5 separate regions of the Homo sapiens genome follow, and regions 1, 2, 3 and 5 are each linked to region 4. Evidence: chromatin contacts called from ENCODE Hi-C data. All regions are on one chromosome and are shown on one strand. The core of a region is the stretch at or near the end of the contact, and the rest is flanking DNA. Distances in the headings are between cores, read along the strand shown.

Region 1 (5,381 bases), core at 2,462-4,961, 2.3 Mb before region 4:
TTCTTAGGGCTAAACTATTTTGAAAAACCCTAGAAGAGATGAATGATGGTAATGCTTGGAATACCGGATAATACAAAATAAATCAAACATTGGCGGCTGATGCTTTAATTTCACTGCTCTGAACTGCTCGGCCCGGGTTCTGCAGCACTGCTTGCTGGCATAAATATTTACATCGGCAGCGTGTCTTAGTTACTATGGATGCCATAGCTAAGGCTATTAGCTTGGCTGATAGGTCCCCATTTCCTGCCAAAGAACTCTTTACCAAACATGCTTCTTAAACTTTGCTTTATTTTTAATAAACATTTAAATGTCAAGTAGTGTTCAAAATCGTTTTAGGGGTTCCAAGTTTAGTTTACATTTCACTTAAAGGCTCTCCTCCTTTTTACAAATAAAGGGTGAAAAGGCTCAAATAAGCAAATGTCTCAGCCCGTATGTTACACTATACAAGGCTATAAGACTGAACTGGTTTTTGTAAGTTGATGTTTGGTTTTACATAAACACATGGGTGCATATACACACACGGCCCACCAAAAGATATTTTTCCAATCTATGTAGGCAGTATAATTTATGTTCATTTAATTGGATAATAATTCCAACTCACACAAAAATGTGAAAATTCAAGATTAATATTTTGAAAGTTAACATTTAAATGACGCATAAGATTTAGAAGTAAAAAAATGCAGAATTCATATCCACTGATATTAGACTATTTGAATGAGAAAAGTCAGTCCCCAGAAGTTTATATGTCTTCAAAAGGCCAGTTTCAATACCTGATAGCCTCAGCCAGGATATAAATGAGAAAATAAGAATGGGGTTCTTAAGGGAAGGAAGTCGGGAAGAGAGGAAGGATAAGTAAAAAAATTTCCCAAAATCACAACTTTAACTTTGGCTTAAATTTAAATGTTGTTTAAGAGTAAGTCATAAAAACACATCAACATAACATCATTTGTGACTGTGTAAAAAGAAAAAGTATCTGAATTGGTTAGATTCTTTTAAAAAACCCTACCCATTGGATAGTCATTTAAGTTTTCTCCTGGCAGAGCATTTCTCTTAACTAAGAATAATATAAAAGGAGAAATGTGTTCATTCTCGTTCGTGTTTTTCTCTTTGGGGGATTAGATCGGAACGCCAATCACAGAATTCTTCCAATTCCCTCTAAAATAAGTAATTTAATCAGATGCATTTTTAATGTAACTTATTTGGAGATTCAGGAAAGTAAGGTGACTTAATCAAGAAGCTCAGTAACTAGTGACACTATTAGGCCTTAACCCTGGCTCTGATAGCGCCAGATTCCTGTATGATTTGATGTAATAATTTAGCAAGGGATGTGTGTGTGTGGGGGGGGGGCAGGGGGTGGTGGTGGTGGGGTCACTACATTAATAAGACCTCAACGTTTTCAACATCTAGTAAAATACTCTTAAAAGCGTCAATGATGTTCTCTAAAGGGAAACATCTCCTCAGGACCAGGTCCAATAATTGAGAAACAAAATTCCACATTTCCAGCAGCTTGGTGAAGCATAAGTGACCTCTGTTCTAAAATCAGACAACATGGTTTCACTCTGGCCCGGTCATCACACCTGTAAAATTAGCCTAGAGCACCTATGCACAGGCTGCGGGGGCCGAGTGTCTGTGACAGCTCCACCTTCCACTTGCCGCCACCTCCTAGATGCCTAGTCTGAAAGTTTAAGCCAAATTCACAGAAAAACATGCGAGACCACATTAAGCATTTACGTAACGTATGTATACACAGTACAATACAGGATAATATGACGTAACACCAACTCAGAGCATTATGAACCGAGAGCGCCACCAAGATCCTAAAAACGTATAAAAGGTTTTTGTTACTAAAACTGCTCTCATGTCAATTTTTTAAAGAAATGAAACAAAAAATGCTATATACTCTGTGAATAAATACATATTTATATTATTTATGTGGATAAATACACACACACACACACACACACACACACACACCCACCCACCCACCCCCCACAGGGAGAAAATGGTCTGGAATGACACACAGCAAACTCCAGGCAGCAGTCACTTTGAGATGTGGGGATGGTAGACCAATCTCAGGGGATAAGGTTAGGGAAAATTTCAGTTTTATTTGCAATGAAGAAAAAATGTAAATGGGGCCGTATTCACATATTAATTGATTACTTGAAAATGGCTTTTAAAAAAAGATTTGAAAAACAAAGAAGGAAACTGACCAAGGCAAGAGGAAGGCTCAGGGTTAGGTGGGCTCCGGATGCTCTCAGCTCTCATGGTCCCAGAGACCAGTTTAGATGATTCCACTGACTACTTAATTTTTTTTTATTTTTATTTTTATTTTATTTTTTTTTTTAGAGAAAAGAGGGAAAAAACCAAGGAGGCTTGGTAAAAACAGGGTCAGGGTCACATCCAGCCCATTCGAGAAAAACTTCCAAGTCCACGTGTTTTCCATTTTTTTGGTGTCAAGACCTATTTACATTCTTAGAAAGTATGGAGAACCCTAAAGAGCTTTGATTATGGGGGTTATATCCATTGATACTGACCATACTTGAAAATTTTAAAAATATTTACTTATTCATTAAATTAGCAATAGGTTCACTTCATGTTAAGTAATATTTTATGAAAATAACCTTATTTTCAAAAAGAAACCAGCGAGAAAATGGCCATGTTGTACATTTTTGCATGTATCTTCAATACTCAACAGAAGACAGGCGGATCTGCCGACATGCTTCTGTGTTCAACTTGCTGTGATATGCTATTCTGGTTCAAGTATATGTAAAGAAACACCCCAGGCTCAGACAGACACGTCTGGTGGGAAAAGGGAGGTTTCAATGCTTCTCAAAAAATTGCCGATGTTCTTCTTTGCCTATGCTAAAATTCAACAAGTGATAGTTCCTTAAAGATTAGTTGCAATGAGGAATCTGAAACCATGTTGATGAACCTGTCAGTTACATGAACACCCGGCAGTGTGTCTTACACTTTGGTGGCTCTTCACCCACGCTTGTTTGTAGCATCGTTCGTTGGTCACTGAGAACACACTGCTGCATGTGGTGTGTGACCTTCCACCGTATACATCAAGAAACCCCACTTGCTAATGTCACCACCCCTCTCAGCAGAAGAGTCTGTGGCACTGGGAGCTGCCACATTTACACTGGCAGATAAAAGTTCTCCAAAGTTCAAATTTTTCTTGAAAGCTCAAATTTTACCATGGGCCAAAAACAGTGTCGCAGTTGTTTTCCCCTCAATTGATAAGCTCACTTCATAGATTTTCTAGAAAATATCAGCCAAATATTTAAGTCTTAATATCCACAGTTTGTCTGCTTTTTGTTCTGTCAAGTAAAAATGATTTTACATTACTATTCTCATAATTTAAAGTTCCTGGAAAAAGTGGCTATTTTGGCTCATAACTCACACATCACATGGGCGCTTTTCTTCGAGACGGCCATCACACTCCAGCATGCTAGAACGGCTTCATGTGAACTCTGCATTTCGTCACGCAAAATTAAAAAGGAGGCTGGGTGCGGTGGCTCACGCCTCTAATCCCAGCACTCTGGGAGGCCAAAGCAGGAGGATCATTTGAGCCCAGGGGTTTGAGACCAGCCTGAGCAACCCAGTGAGACCCCAGCTCTACCAAAACAACAACAACAAAAAACCACGCTGGGTGTGGTGGTGCTTGCCTGTAGTCCCAGCTACACAGGATGCTGCGGTGGGCGGAATGCTCGAGCTGGGGAGGTTGAGGCTGCAGTGAGCTGTGATTGCGCCATTGCACTCCAGCCTGAGCAACCAAAAAACCAAACAAAAACAAACCCAAACAAAAACAAAACTAAAAACAAACCCAAACAAAAACAAAACTAAAAACAAACCCAAACAAAAACAAAATTAAAAAGGTATACAAAAGAGTTGAGACTTAAAAAACCAGTAACTTCATGCTTTATCGAGGACATTCTTGGGTCAGACTGGTGTGTTGCTAGCTGAACACCGCTGTCCTGCTCGATGAAAGAAAGGCGCCATATTCCTCACCATTGCCTTTGCACCACCAGGGCAAACGTCCACACAGTGAGAGGTAAATTAGATCTTGGTAATCTTATGAGGCAGTGACGGCCTTGCAAACCCCCTGGAAAGCAGCTCTGTGACCCCAGGGGCCACAGGCTGCCCAGGGTGAACACTGCTCCATGCAAAGGCTTCAGAGTTCCAAGAGAGCGATTATCAAGTGCTACCCCCCTTTGAGAAGTCTGACCAATTACATAAAGCTGGGAAAAAAACCAAAACCGACAACCCATTCCTAATTATACATGTACAGAAACTGTCTACAAATGTAAACACACATATACAGACACCCTCACCACCCACCTCTTCCTTGAAGCCCACCAAAAATAAGAACCAGCAACTCAGGAAGAAGTGGAGGTGGTACTTTAGGGCTTGAGGGTTCTTCAGGACTTGTTCCCTAGAGTGAAACATAACTTTTTCATAAGTTATAAGTTAAAATACCATAATTAGAACACATTGCTCATGAGTAACACAACCAGCAGACAAAAATCCATGTGTATTATAACGAGGTCACATACATCGATGACAAACTGAAAAAACCTAATCACTGTTAACAGCTCAAATTCTACTGAAAACACCAAAATATCAACATTTAAAAACAATAAGATATAAGGTTATAGTTGGGACCCCACTTATTTCAAATATTATTTAATTAAAGCAACATCTGCATTTAAAAACAACTAAAGGGAAATGACACGGAAAGCCACCCTATTTGAGATTAACCACAGATATTGCTCACTTTTTTTTTTTTTTTTGAGACAGAGTCTCACTCTGCTGCCCAGGCTGGTGTGCAGTGGCGTGATCTCGGCTCACTGCAACCTCCGTCTCCAGGTTTAAGTGATTCTCCTGCCTCAACCTCCCTAGTAGCTGGGATTACAGGCACCCGCCACCACGCTGGCTAATTTTTGTATTTTTAGTAGAGATGGGGTTTCACCATGTTGGCCAGGCTGGTCTTGAACTCCTGACCTCAGGTGATCTGCCCACCTTGGCCTCCCAAAGTGCTGGTATTACAGGTGTGAGGCACTGCGCCTGTAATACCAACTTTTAAAGATGAAATTTCTTATGAATGTGATACTAAAACTCTCTTCTTCAAAAGAGTTAAAGATGAGGAGGGGAGATGTATATAAATGCCAATTTCTTATTTTACTCTAGACTTCACGGACTGGAGCACGGGAACAGAAAGACTGAATAGGGAGCATTAAGTATACTCTGAACTGAGGCCGTGGACATGTGCTTAGGACCATCTTAGCAGGTAACTATACACAATCTATAAGCAGAGCATAGTGCAAACTCCAGAGGTACTGATGATACTAATTTCTTCCAAATGGTGAAATGCCAAGCAA
Region 2 (5,423 bases), core at 1,528-4,027, 2.3 Mb before region 4:
AGTCCACTGCAGATCATCGCCAGTTAACTGTGTTTCCCAGACAGAACTGAACTCATTCTAATTTGGCTTACAGGAAGAAGTCTGACACTGGCAAATAAACGTCATTTGTGATAAGACTGGGGCTTCAATGATCCAGTTCTGGATAACTGACACTCTATTAACCCAATTATGTGCTACCCATGGATTCAAAAGGACCTACTGGCTCTGCCTGGGTCCACGCAGCTCCTGGACCCTTGGCCCTAGGTGCTCTAGTTCAACAATTAGTCACAAGGAAGAAAAGGCAAAGGAAAGTGGTGACTCTGCAAATCCTCTGAAGGCACTTCACGGTGTGAAGGAACAGCATCAACCTTGGTCAAGTAGATGCAATGCTCACTTGGCATTCCAGCTGTTCCTCAATGAGGCCAAAGCCAAGAAGCAAAGAAATTTACAAGTGGCCGACGCGCAAGTGCGCGCGCCCACACACACACACACACACACACACAATGTGAACAATAATAAAATACCAAAACTAGGTAAATTTTTTCAAATACCAACATTATTGGAGAAAGAGGCCAAGGGACCGTCAACAGAAATAGGGAGCTAGCCCAGGACGTCAGTAGCAGAGGTGGTTTGAAGGAAAACAAGGTGATGGAAGAAAAAGAACTAACCACTGAGTTGCCTGGCAGCTTGCAATGGAAGTGGCGGTGGGGAGATGACCCTAAAGCTAAAAGCAACATAGCAACACCATAGACTGCATAAGACCAATCTATACAGGAGGGTTGCTGGGTTTGAGGTGTGGGAAATGAACTTAAAAATACCAGATCCAGGATGGGCACGGTGGCTCAGGCCTGTAATCCCAGCACCTTAGGAGGCCAAGGTGGGCGGGTCACGAGGACAGGAGTTCAAGACCGGCCTGACCAACCTGGTGAAACCCCGTCTCTAATAAAAATACAAAAATTAGCCGGGCGTGGTAGCGGGTGCCTGTAATCCCAGCTACTCAGGAGGCTGAGGCAGGAGAATTGCTTGAACTCGGGAGGCAGAGGTTGCAGTGAGCCAAGATCGCGCCACTGCACTCCAGCCTGGGTGACAGAGTGAGACTCTATTAAAAAAAAAAAAAAATTTGTTGGGTGTGGTGGCATGTTCCTGTGGTCCCAGCTACTTGGGAGGCTGAGGTAAGAGGATCACTTGAGCCTGGGCGGCAAGGGGTAGCAGTGAGCAGAGATTGCGCCACTGCACTCCAGCCTGCGTGACAAAGTGAGACCCCGTCTCAAAAAAATAAAAAACAAAAAAAACCCCAAAAGACCCACAAACAAACCCCATAGGCAAGCACAATTTTCATAAAATCATTAATAGTTTTCCAAAGCAAAACAGTAAATACCTAAACAACTAAAATTGAGGGTTATAAAAGACACCACAAAAAAAAAACCTCACATAGGGAAACATTTTAGAAGATTCTAGGCTTTATCACTCTCGGTTTTTCTACCTGAAGTTAAAAGCTGTGTATAAAATACAAAGTCAATATTTGATGACAGTTACCTCTGATTCTACTGTGTCTTGTCCTTCTTTTGAACTTTTTCCACTCTTCCCTGCTTTTGGTGATTCCTGGTAAACATCAAGCAAAGTCAATTAGTCTTCTCACTTTTTAGACAGGTAAACATCAGATAAGCCAAATGCAGTTTTAAAAGTGATTTATACAACTACAGCTTCTGATATTTTTAATTCATACCATTAGGAAATTCTATATCATACCGTTTAGGATTCCAACAGTGCAATGCCCCCCAACCCCCATTCAGATTCTTTTCGTTTTATCTGCATTTGAGGTTGAAAACTTCAAGCAGAAAACAGATAAATCCAATTTTATACAGTGCTTCTGGCATTTTGAGATCCACATCACATCCCTTTCTACCCTCCCACCCTAAACCCTATGAGTGAGGATTTCTGGGGTGATAATGAAACGCTACAGAGCTCCACCTGAAGCAGAAACATACCCGCCCCCCCGAATGCAAACGCAGCACCCTTGCTCGCAGCCCTCACCGCCGCCGCCACCCAGGATAATAATAGTGTTCGAGAGCCCCAGAGCGTCCCTCCGGGGCGGCAGAGAATTCCTTACCAGCTCTCAGCGGGGTCCCTTCTCGCTCCCTTTCCCCCGTACAGGGGTCCCTCCCCAGGCGTCTACAGCCCCCATCCCTGAAGCTCCTTTCCGGGAGCCTGCGAGGCTGCGAACCCCCTCGGCGGCCGCACCTGCCCGCCCAAGCCCACGGCGCGCTGTCGGAAACGGGCGCCCCTCCGACCCCCTCCCCGGGCCGCGCCCTCCCTCCACGCCCAGCCCCGGCCCATCACGAAGGTCCCAGCGGCCCGGGCCTGCGCCCCGCGGCTCCGGCGCGATCCCCGGGCTCCCCGCCCCCACCGGGCATGAGGCCGAGAGAAGCCCGGGGATGCCTGGCTCGGCCGCCCTCGGGGACGCGAAGCCCGCGGCGTCAGGCGGGGAACTGAGCCGGGGCCCGGGCGCAGGACCCCGGTGCCGTCGCGCCCTCCCCCGGCAGTCCCTCCCTGCTCCCTCCGTCCCGCGGCCGGGCCCGGACTCACTTTCTCCTTCTTGTTTTTATTCGGCATGGCTGGAGCGGGCCGCCGCCGCCGCCGCCGCCCCTGCCGCCGCCTGCCCCCGCAGCAGCAGCGCCCCCGCCCCGGCCGTCGCGCCCCCGCGGCCGCCGCCGCCGCCGCCGCCCGGGGACTGAGTCTTTCGCTTGCTCTCGCTTCCCCTTTTCCAGACTCCCAGAGGCTGCGGCAGCCACGGCGGCGGCGGCGGCGGCGGCGGCGGCAGCGGCGGCGTCTCTCCGCCCCTCCCCCGGCCGGCCCGCCCCGCCCCTCTCCTCCCACCCCCCGGCCGGCCGCCCCGCCCCGCCCGCCGCTCGCCCCACCCCCGCGCCCGGCCCCGCCCCGCTGCACTCAACAGCGCCCTGCCATTGGTCGACGCGCCCCCACGTACCCTAACGCTCCCCGCTCCCCCCACCCTCTCCGCGCGACCCGTTCACGCCCCCGCCCTCCGTCCCGAGTCGCTGCGAGCCGGCCTCAGGCAGGCCGCGGCCTCCTGGCGCGGGGCTGACCGCTGAGCAGAGCTGAGCCGACTCAGGGGAGGGAGCATGTGGCTGCGACTGCGGTGACAGGGCCGTGGCCCGCTGTGGAGGCGCAAGACAGAGCGTGAGACGTAGGAAATGCACATTTGAAATGTATGGCAACAACTTCTGCAGCCGGCGAAACGCGAACCGTGGCCTCTTGGCCTTGCCCCCTCACCGCCGCGGCTCTCGTTGCAGTCAAGAGTGCCTGGCACGCTTTGCACTGAGGCGCACGGGGAGGCCCGGGAACCGAGCGAGCGGCAGTTTCGCGGGACACCGCTGGGCCCCGCCTCCCCTCCCTTCCCTCCCCTCCCCTTCCCTCCTCTCCCTCCACTCCCCTCCCCTCCGTCCCCTCCCCTCGACCACCCCGTCCCCTGCCCTCCCCTTCTCTCGACCAGCCCGTCCCCTGCCCTCCCCTCCCCTCCCCTCGACCAGCCCGTCCCCTCCCCTCCTCTTCCCTCGGCCAGCCCCTCCCCTCGGCCAGCCCTTCCCCTCGACCAACCCCTCTCCTCGACCGGCCCCTCCCCTCGACCGGCCCCTCCCCTTGGCCGGGCCCTCCCCTTGACCGGCCCCTCCCCTCGACCGGCCCCTCCCCTCGGCCGGCCCCTTCCCTCGGCCAGCCCCTCCCCTCGACCAGCCCCTCCCCTCGACCAGCCCCTCCCCTCACCAGCTCAGCTTTCCGCAGCTCCTCCCGCGAGGTCCCGCCCATCCGACAGCCCGCCCCTCCCTGGTTGGTCCCGCCCTCCGCAGTTTCTCCCGCAAGGTCCCGCCTACCCGACAGTCCCGTCCTTTCCTGGTTGGTCCCGCCCTCCGCAGCTTTTGCCGCGAGGTCCCACCCACCCGACAGCCCCGCCCCTCTCCAGTCGGCCCCGCCCTCCGCAGCTCCTTCCGCGAGGTCACGCCCACATGCGCAGCCCCTCTCCTCCGGCGTCGGCCCCGCCCACCGAGGCGAGGCCTCAAAGACTTGGTGGCCGCTGCGCCAATAGGATTTTATTTTTATTCTTTAATTTGGCTTGATCATAAATGGTGAGGAAACCTCTGCATGACTGGGAGTCACCTGATTTCTCTCAGCTTGTTAATAGCTGTGAGGAGAGGGTGTCCAAGGGAAAAACGTTAACTTTTCAATACAATACTTCCGCGGTCCACCTCGTGCCCAAAACTATTGAAGACGCTAAGGACAGGCGTCCCAGATTGCAGAAATGCATTAGGTAGTAAGACTCTAGGAGCGTACGGATTTCACGTGCGAGAGGCATTGGTGCTTCACCTGTGATGATGAAGGAGCTGCATCTTAACTGGCAGCTTAAAAATCATCGCGTTCTCTTAGCCCCCGGAGTTTTGTTCTTGGAAGTTTCCAGGCAAAGCATTTTCCATTATTCTCAGCAGTTCTGCAATGAGAAAGCTGAAAGACGGGGTAAGAAAAAAAAGATCTAAAGGGAGGAATGTTGTGGGAGGTCCAGAAAGTAAGTTCTGTCTGCGGGTATCTGAATGTCTGCCGGCTCTTAGACGAATATCTGTAGGTAAGCAGGACAGTCTCAACTATTTGTGCGGAATAAGTGGCTTTTTTATTAATAATTTAAGTGGGTTAATGGTGTCTCCAAAACAATTTTGAGGATAGAGCGATGCCCCTAGTTAACTTAATAACATTTTAAAAATAAAATATGTGCTGTCAATTTAATAAGTCCAGGATATATCCATATCAAAAAGGAGTAGCTCTGAAACTATTGGTTTATGGCCATGAACTCTTAGGGAGGCTTAGAGGCATCTCTGAGACAATCCTTTGCCACCCAAATCCTTGTATCATATCTCCTGATCCGGTGTTGCATACAATTCATTCATTCGACCCACATTTGTTGGATAACTACTATGTGCAAAGCATGATGCCAGAAATTTCATGGTGAACAAGGCACTACCCTTGTCCTCAAGCAGTTCACATGCTTGCATGGAAATAGAAAAAACCAGCAATCAGAAGGACATGACATGTGACAAGTCTACAGGACTGGGGTGAGGGGGGTCAGGCTTGGAAGCATGACAGAGCACTGCACAGGACGTTTTGTTATGGCCGGAGATGAGACTGAAGGAACAGCGACGCTGAATTAAGACTGGTAGACCTTGCCAAGATATTGTACTTCTTTTTGAATGCATTTCAGGGTCACTGACAGATACTGAAGTGGGGAGTGATGTACTCACATTTGCATTTTAGAAGACATCGGTGGCAGGAGTGTGGAGGAGGTGAGGGTGGAAGTAAAAGCAGGAGGCAGAAAGAGCAATCAGCATCCAGCTATGGTTCAGGTGCGTGCCAGGGAGGCATCTCCACAGCAACGGGGGGAAGGA
Region 3 (4,999 bases), core at 563-3,062, 2.2 Mb before region 4:
AGGACTTTGGGAGGCCAAGGTGGGCAGATCACCTGAAGTGAGGAGTTTGAGACCAGCCAACGCATGGTGAAACCCCACCTCTACTAAAAGTACAAAAATTAGCTGGGTGTGGTGGCGCATGCCTGTAATTCCAGCTACTTGGGAGGCTGAGGCATGAGAATTGCTTGAACCTGAGAGGCGGAGGTTGCAGTGAGCCAATATGGCGCTGCTGCACTCCAGCCCGGGCAACACAGTGAGACTCTGTAAAAAAAAAAAAAAAAAAGAAGTAACTGGAATAAAATGAAAATTGTGCTTGTAGGACGTGAGCCAAGCAGATACATGCAGTTGATTTGATACAGTTGTTTACACAATGCACACTTCTACATGCACATGTACCTTGCATATTAGATGCATAATTACATCTGCCCCACTTAATTTTCAGATGCTCTCCGAGATGGGTGGGGGGTGCAATGGCACAGAAATGCATTACGTCGTCAGAGTCAAGGCCCCACTGACAATGCGGGTGCTCATTAGTTAAGCAGATATTATTAGGCATGTTTACCTGAGAGGAGAGGAACATTCTGTGAAATAATAAATCTGCTGGTTTCTATTCTTCTCCCTTTGCAGACTGAGTTTTTATTATTTTGATCCCAGTACCCATTAGAAACACAGTGTCTAAATATTGAAATGCTTTGCTTCAAAAGCTGCTAAGATACAGTGGCAAAGGTAGCCTTGCAATGAGGTTTTATCTCCAGAGTCCCAAGTTTTTGAGACAAATCCAATGACGCAGATCTTGTGGTCAAGGATGATGCAATGGCGCTCCAGGAACAATATCAGGCTCTGTGACTTGGGTGCCTTCTGGGTGTGTGGCGTGGTCTCGGTCTGACAATCTCTAGAACAACCCTACGAGGTGGTAATTATTATTCTCATGCTGCAAGGGATATCTCCCACCTCCTAGGTGGACTCAGGTCTTGTGGGGCTTAATGCTTTTAAATTTGGGCTGCCTTTTGAAGGGAAAAGACTACAAAATTATGAATACAAAATGAGGTTAAGGTCTTGGGAGGGGCCCATGCAAGCTGGGGGCTCTGCAGGTAAGCTTGTTTAGCTTCCCAGCAAATCCACCTCTGAGCTTGCAAATTACAAAGCTGGAATTTGAACTCACATCTGCTGGATGCAAAGTCCGAGGTCTTCCTGTAGCATGACCGTCTTCCTGTGTGATGAGAAACATCAGGCTGCCGAGGCCAAACAGTGGGTGCGTCACTTTCCAATGAGGCAGGTGTGCGGGACAGGAAGTGGGAGGTTCTCCTTGCAGGGGAGCGGCTGCTGCCAACATCCCAGCTGGTACCTGTCCCTGAGAATGGTTTGGCAGGTGGGGGCCACTTGAAGTCTCTGCTCCTACACCCCGTCACCCCTCCCAGGCTGCTTTCAGAGGAGGGCAAAGGGTATTCATTCCAGCCTCCAATTTCTTCCTCCCACTCCTCGAAAGCATTTAAGTGAGGAAGGCAGGGAAAACGTAGATGATTCTGCTATTGACAGGAGGCCTTTTTTTCCTGCTGGAAGTAAAAGGAGACACTCTAGCTGGGCAGCCAGCCCCACCCTCCAGGGCTCCATCTGGCCTGGCTGAGGCTGGCCAGCCCCTGCTGTGCATGGAGGGGTGCTGGGAAGCCTACCTTGCTTCACACTTTCCTCTTCCACACCCGGCCTGTGACTCATGCCTGAAACGCCTCCGTTCAAGCAATTCTTCCTTTTATTGTGAAGCACTGCTCTCTTCCGGCTCCTCCCCTAAGTCACCACGCAGGGGAGATTTAAGGGAGAGGTTATTTCCCCACCGTGTTCAGGGACAACCCTGTGATCATGGTTTTGGTCACATAGCTTCCAAGTGAGTGTTGTGCAAACATTTGCTAGGATCTCTCGGGGAGCCTGTTAGAAAAGAAACTCCTGAGCCTGCTCCAGAGCTTCTGTTCAGCAGGCCTGAGGTGGGACCATACACCTGTCTTTTCAGCAAGCCCCCCCCCACCTCTGAGGATGCACCCCAAAGCTAGAGAATTCCTGCTCTGAGCCATCTCTGAAAGCACCAAGAGCCAGGTTTGGTTTTTTGTTGTTGTTGTTGTTGTTGTTGTTGTTTTGTTTTTTTTTTAATTACACCCAGACCTGGGTACCTGAGCAATCACTGTCTCTGGAATCAGTGCAAAGTTACCGGGAGCTGCAGAGGCCCAGACAGACTGGAAGAGGGGAGAGCTTGGCTCTAACCCATGCAGCCTCCCCATTGCCCAAGTCCACCCCCAGACCACCTCCCTGCATTCAACCACGAGCTTTGTAGAGGGCAGGCATGCCCCAGGGGCTCTCAGCATCACCCCCCTGCCCCTACCTGTGACCAGAGTCTCCCTGGACTCTCAGCTCTGTCTTCCCAACTCGAAGAGCCTGCCAGGCCCCACCTGGGTACCCTTGTCCATACTGTAGCTTGGAAACCCTCTCAAGAAAGGAAGCTGGGTTAATTGCAGGCTCACTTTATTTTCCACATTCTCAGAAATCATTGTGCCTAGTTACCTGATATCCAGTGTATTAGTCTGTCCTCATGCTGCTGATAAAGACATACCCGAGACTGGGTAAATTATAAGGAAAAACAGGTTTAATAGGTTTAATGGACTCACAGTTCCACGGGCCTGGGGAAGCCTTACAATCATGGCAGAAGGTGAAAGGCACATCTTATATGGTGGTGGACAAGAGAGAATGGAACCAAGTGGAGAGGGAAACCCCTTATAAAACCATCAGATCTCGTGAGACTTGTTCACTACCACGAGAACAGTATGGGGGAAACCACCCCCATGATTCAAATATCTCCCACCAGGTCCCTCCCACAACACATGGGAATTATGGGAGCTACAATTCAAGATGAGATTTGGGTGGGGACATAGCAAAACCATATCATCCAGTGTCTTGAGAACTCTTGTTTTATATATTTGGTCCAATTTATTTTGACTTTTTCAGGCAGGAGAGGAAATCCAGTCTCTACATTCCGTCTTGTTTGGGAGTGAAAGTGTTCATTTTCTTTTAAAACAGACAATATCCTTCCAAATCTATAGTTAGTTCACTCATCCATCACTCATCCATAACCACTGTTAATATTTTGGTCTACATTCTAAGATATTTTTTTTCTGTGCATATGCGTGCACGTAGCAGGGTCACAAAATCACTCACAATACATCAGATGTGCAAAGAAAATAGAGTGTCTTCATTTTCCTACTTAATTAATCTGATCTTTCTTGAAAGGTACTCTCTGCTGGGTAATACAATGGGGAGAAACATCCATTCTAGTAACCTTGGTCTAATACAAACATTTAACCAGTTCTTTGAGCAGCTCAGCATTCTGAGGCTGAAGTGTTTGGCCAGTGGGGCTTCTGATGGCTGCCACTGTCTACTCCTCTACTCCAGATTGTGTCTGGGCACACAGCTGGTGGGCTGCAGGATTTGGGGGTTCTTTTGGTAGCCAGGAGGAAGGGGTCCTCTGGTCCACACATGTTCTCCAAGTTTCCCTGAGTTTGGCTGCAGAGCAGTTGGCCTGGGCTACTCCATGGAACGGAGTGGTGGCTGTCGAGGAGCAATGAGTCATGGGAGATCAGGTCACGTAGGGTCTTGTGGGCACTGCGAAGACTCTGGCTTTATTTTTCTTTTTTGAGACAAGGTCTCGCTCTGTCACCCATGCTGGAGTGCAGTGGCATGATCTTGGCTCACTACAGCCTCGACCTCCCAAGTTCACGCAATCCTCCTGCCTCAGCACCTCAAGTAGTTGGGATTACAGCCATGCGCCCCTACACATGGCTAATTTTTGTACTTTTTGTAGAGATGGGGTTTCACCATGTTGCCCAGGCTGGTCTTGAACTCCTGAGCTTAAGTGATCTGCCCACCTTGGCCTCCCAAAGTGTTGGGATTACAGGCATGAGCCACCGCACCTGGCCAAGACTTTGGATTTTATCCCAAATGAAATAGGGAAGCCACTGGAGGGCTTCAATGTGGTGGTAGGAGGCAAATACTGATTGAAAAGGTTCAAGAGAAAATGGGAGGAGAAAAATTGAAGATAATAAGAATAGATACTTCCAGCTGGGTGCAGGGGCTCACACCTATAAGCTCAGCACTTTGGGAAGTTGAGGTAGGGATTGCTTGAGGCCAAGAGTTCCAGAGCAACCTGGGAAACATAGCAAGACTCTGTCTCTACAAATTTTTTTTTTAATTTTTTTTTTTTTTGACAGAGTCTCGCTCTGTAGCCCAGGGTGGAGTGCAGTGGTGCAACCTCAGCTCACTGCAACCTCCACCTCCCAGGTTCAAGCAATTCTCTTCATTCAGCCTCCTGAGTAGCTGGGATTACAGGTGCCCGCCAACACACCTGGCTAATTTTTTGTATTTTACTAGAGACAAGGTTTCACCATGTTGGCCAGGCTGGTCTCCAACTCCTGACCTCAGGTGATCCGCCCACCTCGGCCTCCCAAAGTGCTGCAATTACAGGGATGAGACATTGCGCCCGGCCTACAAAAAATTTTTACAAATTAGCGGGGAGTGGTGGTGCACACCTGTAGTCCCAGCTACTAAGAGGCTGAGGTGCGAGAATTGCTTGGGCTCAGGAGATCGAGGCTGCAGTGAGCTGTGAGTATGCCACTGCACTCTGGCCCAGATGGATACTTCCAAAGAGTCTTGCTATAAAGGAGAGCAGAAAGGGAGAGAGAGATTTTATTAGTCCGTTCTCACGTTGCCAATAAAGACATACCCGAGACTGGGTAATTTACAAAGGAAAGAGGTTTAATTGACTGACAGTTCAGCATGGCTGGGGAGGCCTCAGGAAACTTACAGTCATGGCAGAAGGGGAAGCAAATATGTCCTTCTTCATATCTTCATATGGCAGCAGCAAGGAGAAGTACCGAGCAAAAAGGGGGAAAGCCCCTTATTGAACCATCAGATCTCGTGGGAACTCACTCACTATCATGAGAACAGTAGCATGGGGGTAACCACCCCCATGATTCAATTACCT
Region 4 (4,936 bases), core at 2,096-4,595:
ATGAAACCTCATTAGTTTACAAAACAGCCTATGGCATTGCTGGGTATCAATAACTGGTGTTCACATAATTCCTGTATTCCTATATTGATTTTTATCTGTCCTGTTCATCCCCTAGATCTGCTACACAGATGGCATAAAATAATGCATGAATGAAATCTACCTTTTAGCGACTCTTTAACTTCTACCAGGGTCCTTAAACTAAGCCTTGAAAATACATTTCCCTTATCTATTGATTGTCTTTCAAACAGGTAAAAGCAATTTTTACATTCTCTTCTCTAGGGTAAACAAATCTAACCATTTTTCTCATCATGATTTTTCTTTTTTTTTAGTGTTTCAAGTCCTCCCTAAATATTAGGAATCAAAACAGATATGATGTGCATAGCACATGGGAGGGGGGTGGTAACTAACATGCAGTAACATGTCCATTGTGTGTCTGCTGCGTTGCAGCATGTCTGCAAGCTAGTTTTCTTATCCTCACAATTTATCACTGAGAAAATGGAGCCAGAGACACGAAACAACCTGACTAATTCACAGCTAGCAAGCAGCATCACAACTAGTCTTACTTTATACCAAGATACTGCCTTCCCTCAATCTAGACACTGCTTTTCTTCTGTTTAAGTGGAATGTTACATCCTAGAACCACTTTTGTCAAGCCAGGAAAACTCAGGTTTTGTAAATGTAATCACACCAAGTAAATTTATTTATTTTTTATTTTTTTTGAGACAATCTCACCTAGTAAATTTATATCTGGCCAGTTCTGGCCTATTATTATATTTCAGCCTTTAAGAAATCTTTGATTTCTGAGTGTCATCTAATTTGCTCATTATCACTACATGGTTTGAGTGCATTTATTAACTTGAGAATCACGCTGCTTATCTATTTAAAGTTGGTATTAAGAAAGTGTTAATCCGAGTAAGGGCAAGACCAGAGTCCTGTAGCATATCTCCAAAGACATCTCCCCAGGCTTACATCAACTCATTAATCAACATTTCGGGTTTGGTAATTTGCATGGATATAAATCCATCTAACCACACCTTATCCAATGCACATTTAACTCTTGTGTCTACACACAGTATTAGAATCTTGTTGGAAGACTATGTCCTAAATAAACTTAAATGAACTTATGTCCAACAATCCCCAATCACCACCAGTCTAGTAAACTGTAACAAAAGGAAATATGATTTGTGTCACCTGGCTTTTTCTTGAGACAGGGTCTTGCTTTGTCGCCCAGGCTGGAGCGCAGTCACCCGATCACGGCTCACTGCAGCCTTGATCTCTCAGACTCAAGTGATCCTCCTGCCTCAGTCTCCCAAGTAGCTACTACAGGCATGCACCTCCACATCTGGCTAATTTTTTGATTTTTTTTTTGTAGTGGTGAGGTCTCACTATGTTGCCCAGGATGGTCTTGAACTCCTGAGCTTGTGTGATCCTCCAGCTTTGGCCTCCCACAGTACTGGTATTATAAGCGTGAGCCACCACCTCTGGCCTCACCTGGCCTTTTCTCACTGAAGCTCTGCTGGCTTCAGGGAATCAGCTCTCCTTTCCCAAGTACTCATAAACTTGTTGGCTCTTCCAACAAGATTCTAAAACAGATTATTAATAGGTTCCTAGTAGCCAAGAGCCATCGAATGGTTCTATGTGAAAACAGACATTTACCAGATTCTAGTCTTCTATCATTAACTGTACTTTTAGGATTTTTCAAAATCTAAGAATAACGATTTTATAAAGTCATCTGCAAATACTCTGGTATACAATTTACCTGAGCTTAAAAATATGATCACTCTGTAATCTCCTCAATTACCTTGAATTTAATTCCTCTAGATTTTTTTGTCCTTATCCAATTTTAAAGAAAACAAGCAGAAAACACTGTCCTCCCTTTCAGACACTCAGCAGAGTCACTGCTTTCAAATATAATGTCCTGAAATGAACTAGCCCATTTTATAGGCCACAGCTATGACCAATTTTTCTTTATGACATTCAATTTTAGAAACAGCATTTAAAATTTAAGAACCTCATTAACAACTCGAATAGTTTTTATTGCTTGTTAGTGCAAACTACATTTTCAAAATGGAACAAATTTAAACAGGATTTGCCCAGAAATCAACTAATATGCTTGAATAATGCATCACAATATAATCGAAATGAGATAAAAGAGGGAAAAAAACCCTAAAAGACACCAGCGGTGGTCACTCTGAATAAGACAATCTTGGATAATTATTATATTCATAGTCAAGATTATTTAACAGGTAAGCATCCTAAGGGCACTTTAATCCAAATGTCTATCAATACTACTACCACTACCATCATCCATCCATTCTTTCATTCAGCAATACAGAGGGCTTATTAAACGTCAGGCAGTGTTCTAGGCGCTGAAAGCTCCTCGCTTTCATTCTAGCAACATCATTCATACAAACCTTTAGCGGGCACCTACAACTGCAAGGCATTGTGCTAGGTATCTGTAAACAGCGATTTAGATCGAGATACACAAACATCACCAAGTTTCTCTTAAAAACACAGAAGACCACCCTTAAGAAATGCTCTTAGAAATAGTTCCTAACCTCAGATGACTTAGCGAAAGCTCCGTTTAACTGGCAGTCTAAATTTAGGGAGCATTACCGAGCCTATCTTGGGCAGACAATCGTTTAGGAGCTGTCACATAACCTCTAGACTTACGCTCCAATTTTCTAAAGAACAATTTCTCTCATAACAAACCAAATCAACCACCAGGAGCGGGTCCGTAAAGACGATGTCTGGGCAAGAACGAAATCTAATCCCGGAAGTGCCTTTTCCTCATCTTAGCCGCACCCTCGTTACGTGGCTCTCCAAAACTCCAAAGTCGGAGTACCCTAGACATGGAACAACCTCCAAAAAGTTTCAGGCCTAGCCAAGGTTGGGACTAATACGCCGCGAAATAATCGGGGAGATATGAGAAGTCTGTGGCTGTGAGACTGTGCGCGGTTAACACCGCTGCCCCTTTTGCCCAACCCCTAGAAAGTTCCCCAACTCTGACTGCCCCCCAGTGCGAGGGCCGCTACCAGTTCTAGGGTGAGTCCGGCCTCCCTGCCCCGCCCCGGCGCCTCAGACCCTCTCTACACGCCCGCCCCACAACCCCGCGTCGCCCGCAAAGTTCAATGTGTACCGGAGGTTAGCGGAGGGAGGCAGAATCCGGAAAGAGAGACTCCGCCAGTGGATAGCGGCGGTTGGCCATAACCTACTCCGACCTCCAGATACGCGGGAGGTGGGCGGCGCTGCCCTCAGTCGGTGGGTCACTCACCCCTCGCTTCAGGCAAGCCCCTCAGCGACGTCTCTCCTTGCCGACTGCGGCCATCTTGTATATGGAATGTCGGGGACCTACGTCATCACGCTGCGTCCTGAGACGCCACCAAGCGACCGGAGGGGCGGAGAGAGTAGGATGCCTGTCAACCAATGGGAAGAAAGCAGAGCTCTCAAAAGAGGAACGAGCCGCCGCTCTCCTCCCCGCCCGCCCCGCGGGTCAGTGGCTGCTGCTTACAGAGGGAGGAGCCAGCCACAGGGCCCATCCCGTCGGTCCCGCCCCTCGGGGCGAAAAGGCATTCTGGAGCAACCGAACCTGCTAACGGAACTTGGGCGCGTAGGCGGGGCCCGGGTCGAGATTCGTCCAATCAAAGCTCTGGCGGGGGCGAACGCAGCCAGTTGCGACATCGTGGTTGGCGGCGGCTGAGCCGGCCGCTCTTGCCCCCGGGAGCTGCCAGCCCACTGGCTGGGGAGGACCCCGAACGGAACGCCGGCTGGGTGGCGGGGCGGGGCCGCGCCCATGCGTCCGAAGCGTGGGCCAATGAACGGCGGCGGCTGCGGCCCGGGGGCGGGGTCCGGGGCGGGAGGAGAAGCGTTGGGCCGCGGTCGCGGGGCCGTCTCAGGCTGCCGTCCCGCCCCTCCCGTCCGGCCGCCGCCGCCGCCACCGCCGCCACCGCCTGGGGGTTGGTTGAGGCGGACGGCGGGGTCCGGGCCGGAGTACGTCGTTCCCGCTGCGCTAGGGGAAGCGGGCAGGTGAGTGCTGGCGGCGGTCTCTGCGCCCGCGCGGCCCGCGGGGGAAACTCGCGCCGCGTCTCCGAGCTCTGCGAGGCCGTCCCTCGCCCTGGCCAGCGCCCCTCGGCCGAAGTCCGGCCCGCGCCCCCGCCAGGGTCCCCGCCGGCCGCTGTGGCCCCGGGGCTTGAAGGGGCAGGTGTGCGCTCGGGGGCCAGGGCGAGGAGGGCCCGGCGGGGTCGGAGGGCGCCGGTCGGCCTCTGCCCGGGCGCCCTGCGGGGCGAGAGGCGCGCGCTCGCCGCTGCCCTGTCCCCTCTGGCGCCCACGCTCCCGGGCCCCGCGCCACCCGGTCTCGAGGTGGTGCCAGGTGCAGGCAGCGCTCTCCCCGAGCTTGCCCCGCTGTCCCCGGCCCTCGCGCCTGCTCTCGGGTGGGGCCCGGGCCCCTCGCGCTAGTCGGCTCGGCTCTGCGCGCGGCCGGGTCGCGCTCCCATTTCCTTCCTTCCTCCCGTCACCCCGCTGCTCGGGGAAGGCTGTGCGGTTTTATGTTCCTCTCTGCGAGTTCTCGGTGCCCACCAGGGTGCCCGGGGACCAGCCCCCGCCTCCTCCCGCGCCGTCCAGTTAGGAAGACGGACGTAGGAAATAGGTCGTCTTTCTTCCCACGCGCCCCTGGCCGTGCTCCACACGCGCAGTGCCCTACTAGGGAGAGGCAATTCGGTGCTTTAGAGTTTGTCATTCCGGCGTTAACTCTTCCTCCTCGTGGCTCCAGCCCGGCGATGCAACTCTTGTCTTTTCCCGGTCTCCACTTGGGAAAAGGAGCTGACAGTGACGCGCGCCCCTGGCTGCGGGGCTCACCCCTGCCCGGCCGGTGTTGGGAGGAGGGCATTTCAGTGTTGCAAAGGCATTCGCGGGTTAGGACCACTCGGACCGTGTTATT
Region 5 (5,433 bases), core at 1,799-4,298, 2.6 Mb after region 4:
AAAAGCTTTGTTGAATAAATGAAATCATGAAAGGCCTTATATCCCATGCCAAGGAGTGTAGCGTGCTTCCTGAGGCACTGGGGTGGCTACTGTAGGGTCTGGGTAGAGCTGAGACATTCTCAGACCTGCCTGACAGCAGCAGTGGGTGCAATGGTTAGGAGTGTAGACTTCATAGCCCGGCTGCCAGGTGTGGCCCCTGTTCCCCACACAAGCCTTGTAACCTTGTGCAAGTCACTCAATCTCAGCTTCCTCATCTGCAAAATGGGGATGAAAATAGTACCTCCTTCATAAGGTTTTGAGAGGATGAAATGAGTTCATACGTGTGGTGTTTAGGACAGTACCTGGCATGATGGTAACATAATAGTCATGTATCAGTTTTTGCTACATAACAAGCCCACCAAAATTAGTGACTTAAAACAGCAATCTTTTATTTAACTCATGACTCTGTAGTTTGGCAATTTGGGATCATCTTGATCAACTATGAGGTTCTTCTGCTGGTCTTGGCTGGGCTCACTCCTGCTCAAGTTGGCAATCAATGACCTCACTCGCATGTTGTATGGTTATCTGGCTGTAGCTGGGGTTACAGGGTACCTGGGCTATGTGTCTCTCTCAACGTCCAGCAGATCAATTCAAGCTTGTTCATGTGGTGGCAGCTGCAGTGTTTCCAAGTGCAAAAAGATAAAGCAAACCCCAGTGTACAAGCACTATTCAAGCTTCTGCTTGTATCATTTTGCAAATATGTCCCATTGGCCAAAACACATCACATGGCCAACCCAGCTTCAAGAAGTAGAGAAACAGGCTCCACCCCTTAATAGGAGGGGAAGAATGTGTGGCCATTTTTGCAATCTATGACTGCCCTTGCTATTTCAGAAATGGCAAAGGCATCTAAAGAGAACTCAGGAGGCCTCTGCTAATGACCAGATTTGATGAAAGACTGGAAGCCCTACTGGGTGTGAGAAATGGGAAACCAGCCTGTCCCATTCCATATCCTTACTTCCCAGCCCTCTGTGATAAGAACTAGTTATTTTGAGTGGCAAGTGGGCTATGCCAGAAGTAGGTTTCTGCTCTGTCTCAAATGGCCCTCGAACTTTTGGGGATGGAGGACAGAGTGCAGGCTTTGAGCAGATCTTTCAGAGAGTGGTCAGGGCTGTCCGCCTGTAGCACCCTCTGAAGGTGGCATCCCCAAGCCTCAGCCTCCGCAATCCAGTCTGTAAAAGCCTGATCTCACTTAGCTCCTTCTCAAACAATAATTTGAAATCAACGAATCCTGTGCTGACATACTCCTCCCCTATGATTACTGAGCTCTAGACATGAGGAAACAGGCATTTCTCAACCAAGCCCTCCATCAGTGATTACCATTATTGCATAATTGGGGACCTCAGAAGCAACAGAGTGCCGTGAGCTGCCAGGCCCAAGCTCCTACTCAAATGACACTCTGAGTTCAGCTGCTAGAAGACAGGAAAATGTGGCTAATTGAGACTAAAGACTGCTCTGAGTAGCTTTCTAATTTTCCACAGTTAGTTCCTTTTTATTCTGCAGTGGTGTCCTTTTGGTAATTGACTTTCAAATAATACTTGTTACATATCATACTTAAACAGGAGTATTTCTGGCAGGGTTGAGCTATACAATGGATCTAGAAGTGGATTTCATTAAGGGAACCAGCTCTACAGATCTGAGGCACTCCCTCAGTGCCAGCCACACACTAATGTTCAAGAAACATGGCCCATGAGATATGTCCACACAGTTATCAGTGTACAGAAATCGCAGCATTATTTGTGTGTGCATGCAGCAACCACACAGACGATCACAGAATTCTCACATCTTTTCTCTCATTTTTCCTGACCCTGTGAGTTTAAAAGGACAAGAAACAAATGAGGACACTAGATTCATCAAAATTGGATCATGAAGCATGTTACTGCACATCTACTATATGCCAAGCATTGGAAATACAGACATGAATACAGCAACACCTGCCTTCAAGATGTTCACAACATGGGGGCATGGATGGGGAAAACCAAAAAGCAAAAAATTATAATAATGCAGTGGGAAAGTCAACATTATAGAGATTTATACACATGCAAGATGGAGCACAGAAGACAGTAACTCTCTGGGGATTGAGGAAGTGAAAGGAAATGAAAGTCAAGTTGAGTCCTGAAGGATGCCTAGAAGTCAACCTGTTGAAGAGGGAGGCTAAGACATTCCAGTTAGAGCAGTAAACAAATGCTGCCTACTGCAGGAAAGGAAGAGGTTTTCCAGGACCCATGTGCCAAGGGTATATAGCAGAGTGTGGACTAACCTCAAGTCCCCAGCCTTGACTCGGTATCCATAGTTTTCATGCTTGTGTGCTGTCCAATTGTTTGGCAAATACGTTCACTTCTGTGCTTCCGTGGAAGCTTTCATGATATCCTCTGGGGAAATTGGCTGTCATTGCTCCAACCTCATTTGGATTCTTATTTTAGAATTGCCACTGGAGTCCATTTGTAAGCCATATAATGCTTTTGTTTTTACAGGAATACATTGTTTTTATCCCAGGTGCTATATTCCTTAGCACGACTATCCATTTTGTTGCTAAATTTGGCTCTAAAGAATTTGGAAGCATTTGCAACATTAAATGTACCCTCAAAGTTGATGATGGCCACTGCACTGAGCGTGTTCAAAGAAATGTGCTCTTGTAGGAAGAGGGTACATCTCAGTCTGCCCCCTTCCTCACCTCTGCCCAGGGGAAGGGAACCTCCATCTTCAGCTACTCTGAGCAGGGTGCCTGGTGCTGGAAGACCAAGGACTATGTCTGTGGGTGGCACTTGCCCTCCATTCATTGAGATTATTAAGCTGATTCTGTCACCACCTCTGCCTTGAGGACTCAGCCAACTTATTCACTCTCATCTCAACATGCTCATTTTCACTTCAGATTCTTGTAGCACAAGGCCTGCCAGAGGAGCCTAAAACATCCCACGGTTTGAATTGAGAGTGAGGGAGCAATAGGAGACTCTGTTTACTTTGACAGACCACATACTGATTAAGATGCAAGCAATGTGGAATGTTTGTTTTTAAAAGTCTGATCATTCATTAAAAGCCACACCTTGTATACGGTCAGTGCCAGGGAAAGGAACAAAGCACTTTCCATTAAAAACGTTTGCAAAATCCTTTTTAAGAAAGGAGCAAGATTCTGAACCTAGATAGACAATGGGGACCAAGAGCCCATTTCTAAACCAGCATACTAGTCACAAGCTTCTCCTCCTTCAGTGCATTGAGCACCTGCCTTCATGTACAGAGGAGCCTCCCCCACCCGCATGCCACCTCTCTAATACTGGTATGTAAGCCCCCAGTCCAGAACCCTCACCTCAAGGAGGAAACGATAGTTCTACAATGTCCACTTCGGCTCTCAAAATTACATGCTGTGAACTATTGAAAACAAAACCCCAGAACCACACAGGGCATCACAGAGAAAGACTGGCATTTCCAAGCTGGGGACTGCAGATTGAGGCGCCTTTGTGAGGTCTACAGTTCCTGCTCCTGAGGGCAACCAGGGTGGCTGGCTGCCCTGCTTTCCACGGAAGCCGGCAAGCAGTGTGACACTGTCACTCACCAAGAAAAGTCACTTCCTAAAATACCACACGCTGCAGGTAAACAGAAGAAAGGTCAGAATGATGTAGGTGTGTGTGCTATAAACCATCTCGTACATAAAAATTGCCTAATTACTGGGGAGATATGAAAAAGCATACATTACTCCTCAGAGCGGCTAACCCTCGGGGCTGGATAGGAAGCGAGGCACCTCTCAGAGCAGCTCAAATACATCAGACCTCAGGCCTCCTCTAGTTGCAGAGAAAATACCAAAATTCTTTATGCCCCCACCCCTATCACATGACTACATATGAAGCAATCTGTGAAAACAGCATGAAAACATCATATAAACTTGAGTCTTTGTGTTCATTTCATACTTAAATAATGTGACTAATCATTGTTTTTTACTTTGTCCTTGAATTTTCATTATGAAGATAGAAAAGATATAAATTTCATCCATTAGGTTTGGAAGCATACATAGTATGCTATTTGAATGAATTACATTTTGTTGACTTCCGTCTGTTCAGTCAGATTTTGAAATAAGGTGAGTGAAAATCACTTCCTCCATTGTCTCTTGTTCTTTTGCTTGGTATCTAATCTATGCCACCCCAACTCTGCAAATATGGGTGCTTTATCATTCAAAGATCAAGCCCATTTTAAAGTGATACAGTTCTTTTAAAATCATTTTGTAATTCATTTGTACCCCCCCAAAAAAAAAATCATTTGTTGAGTGTCCACTATGTTCTAGCCATTGAGCATCAAAGAGTAAGTCAGCAGACAATTATTGTTCCAGTATTTCCATGAGTTTGTCGGGGCACTATAACATATATCATTATAAAAACAGTTGTAAAAGAGGGAGCAGATAGGAGAGACTCCTCACCCAGAGTGACAGGATTGGGTAAGGCTTCCCAGAGGAAGTGATACCAGACTCTTAAGGAATTAGTAGGAATTAGTTAAATGGAAAAAAGGAGAAAGGGATTTGGGGGCAGAGATTGTGCCACCTGCAAGGCTTGATAGAGAGAGCAGCTCATTTGAAAACCACAAGTCGTGTCTTTAAGATGCATCACATCGATATGAACTGTGAGTGGCAAGTCCCTTATTTCTAGTTGGTTTTCTGTGCAATAAATAGAGGACCTTCTTGAATTTTCCTCCTTTTTCCCCTTAAGGTATGTGTGTGAATCAATGTCGCTAAGTTTATTGTATCTTTGTTTTGGAAGACAGGCAATATTAGAAAGAACATATATGCCAGGGTATCAGAGGCTTCTAGAGAGATGAATGGGAGTTAAAGGACTTCTGGGAGCAGAGAAGCTCCTGGAAAAACCTGGCAAAAGAAGGATCAAAGGCCATAGGAAGTGACTCTGACTATCACAGAAAAAAATGGTAGATGCAAAATCCATCAGAGGGCTTGAATTCCACCGTCCCGTCTCCCTGAATGCGTGTTTGTGTGGCTGCAAACACACACAACTAGGGAACACTGGGGGAGGCTCTTGGGTCATTTACGCAGGCAGAGGGCTGACTAGACCAGTGACAGTTGTTGCATGGCCTGGGAAGAAAGCCCAGGAATAAGGGCCACTTCATCAAAAAGGAGTAATTGCAGACTGGAGGCTGAGTTGTCTACATCACAGGCATTGCCAGGATGCTGGTCACAGAAACAAGGGCATCCCCACGATTCCACCTGCCCTCTCAGGAGAGGAAGTGTCTGTAACTATGGGGGAGGGGAGTGACTTTGCCCTCTTGAGGTCTTCCAGAAGTGCTGCTTATTTGTGGTGCCCACTCACATAATGTGTAATGCAACTATCATCTAGCACTTTCCATTCGCTGGAATGTCTTTTTTTTTTTTTTTTTTTTTTTGAGACAGAGTCTCGCTCTGTC

Evidence for each region. A loop is a pair of places that touch in the nucleus more often than their neighbours do. Pooled maps may share reads with other maps.
Region 1: a loop to region 4 is called in a pooled map, with 4 times the contacts of the local background. The contact joins the enhancer-like site here to the promoter of CCNK in region 4. A Hi-C loop is called at or near these places in 6 of 50 pooled maps.
Region 2: a loop to region 4 is called in a map with no recorded cell type, with 27 times the contacts of the local background. The contact joins the promoter of PPP2R5C here to the promoter of CCNK in region 4. A Hi-C loop is called at or near these places in 1 of 168 maps with a recorded cell type or tissue (aorta), 4 of 37 single-sample maps with no recorded cell type and 11 of 50 pooled maps.
Region 3: a loop to region 4 is called in a pooled map, with 5 times the contacts of the local background. The contact joins the promoter of LINC02320 here to the promoter of CCNK in region 4. A Hi-C loop is called at or near these places in 4 of 50 pooled maps.
Region 5: a pooled map shows a loop between it and region 4 (2.2-fold over the local background). The contact joins the enhancer-like site here to the promoter of CCNK in region 4. A Hi-C loop is called at or near these places in 2 of 50 pooled maps.

The regions. Positions count from the first base shown.
Region 1 is chr14:101,818,046-101,823,426 of GRCh38, reverse strand. All of the region lies in intron 3 of PPP2R5C (protein phosphatase 2 regulatory subunit B'gamma), which reads right to left. Among named protein-coding and RNA genes, the nearest start is that of PPP2R5C, 59 kb to the right of the region's middle. RefSeq lists an enhancer at 2,644-2,903. Within about 2 kb of position 3,711, at least 10 of the 41 ENCODE cell types and tissues checked have a DNase peak (open chromatin) inside an H3K27ac peak, as active enhancers do.
Region 2 is chr14:101,759,063-101,764,485 of GRCh38, reverse strand. PPP2R5C (protein phosphatase 2 regulatory subunit B'gamma) reads right to left here and starts at 2,777. Exons shown (of 16, transcript NM_001352913.2): 1 at 2,566-2,777; 2 at 1,516-1,581. The coding sequence starts at 2,592. LOC107984658 (a long non-coding RNA gene) reads right to left here and starts at 407. Exons shown (of 2, transcript XR_001750901.1): 1 at 200-407. RefSeq lists silencers at 2,142-2,211, 2,262-2,481, 2,622-2,861, 2,872-3,031, 3,492-3,541 and 2 more.
Region 3 is chr14:101,728,119-101,733,117 of GRCh38, reverse strand. LINC02320 (long intergenic non-protein coding RNA 2320) reads left to right here and starts at 1,812. Exons shown (of 6, transcript NR_184269.1): 1 at 1,812-2,064. LINC00239 (long intergenic non-protein coding RNA 239) reads right to left here and starts at 2,681. Exons shown (of 4, transcript NR_026774.1): 1 at 2,631-2,681; 2 at 1,650-1,761; 3 at 1,142-1,330; 4 at 593-882. RefSeq lists enhancers at 1,115-1,214, 1,945-2,004, 1,047-2,246.
Region 4 is chr14:99,479,818-99,484,753 of GRCh38, reverse strand. CCNK (cyclin K) reads right to left here and starts at 3,345. Exons shown (of 11, transcript NM_001099402.2): 1 at 3,275-3,345. It overlaps SETD3 (SET domain containing 3, actin N3(tau)-histidine methyltransferase), which reads left to right and starts at 3,895. Exons shown (of 13, transcript NM_032233.3): 1 at 3,895-4,026. RefSeq lists enhancers at 3,085-3,454, 4,263-4,764 and silencers at 3,645-4,104, 4,215-4,414.
Region 5 is chr14:96,901,971-96,907,403 of GRCh38, reverse strand. No RefSeq gene overlaps it. Among named protein-coding and RNA genes, the nearest start is that of LINC00618, 39 kb to the left of the region's middle. Within about 2 kb of position 3,048, at least 2 of the 41 ENCODE cell types and tissues checked have a DNase peak (open chromatin) inside an H3K27ac peak, as active enhancers do.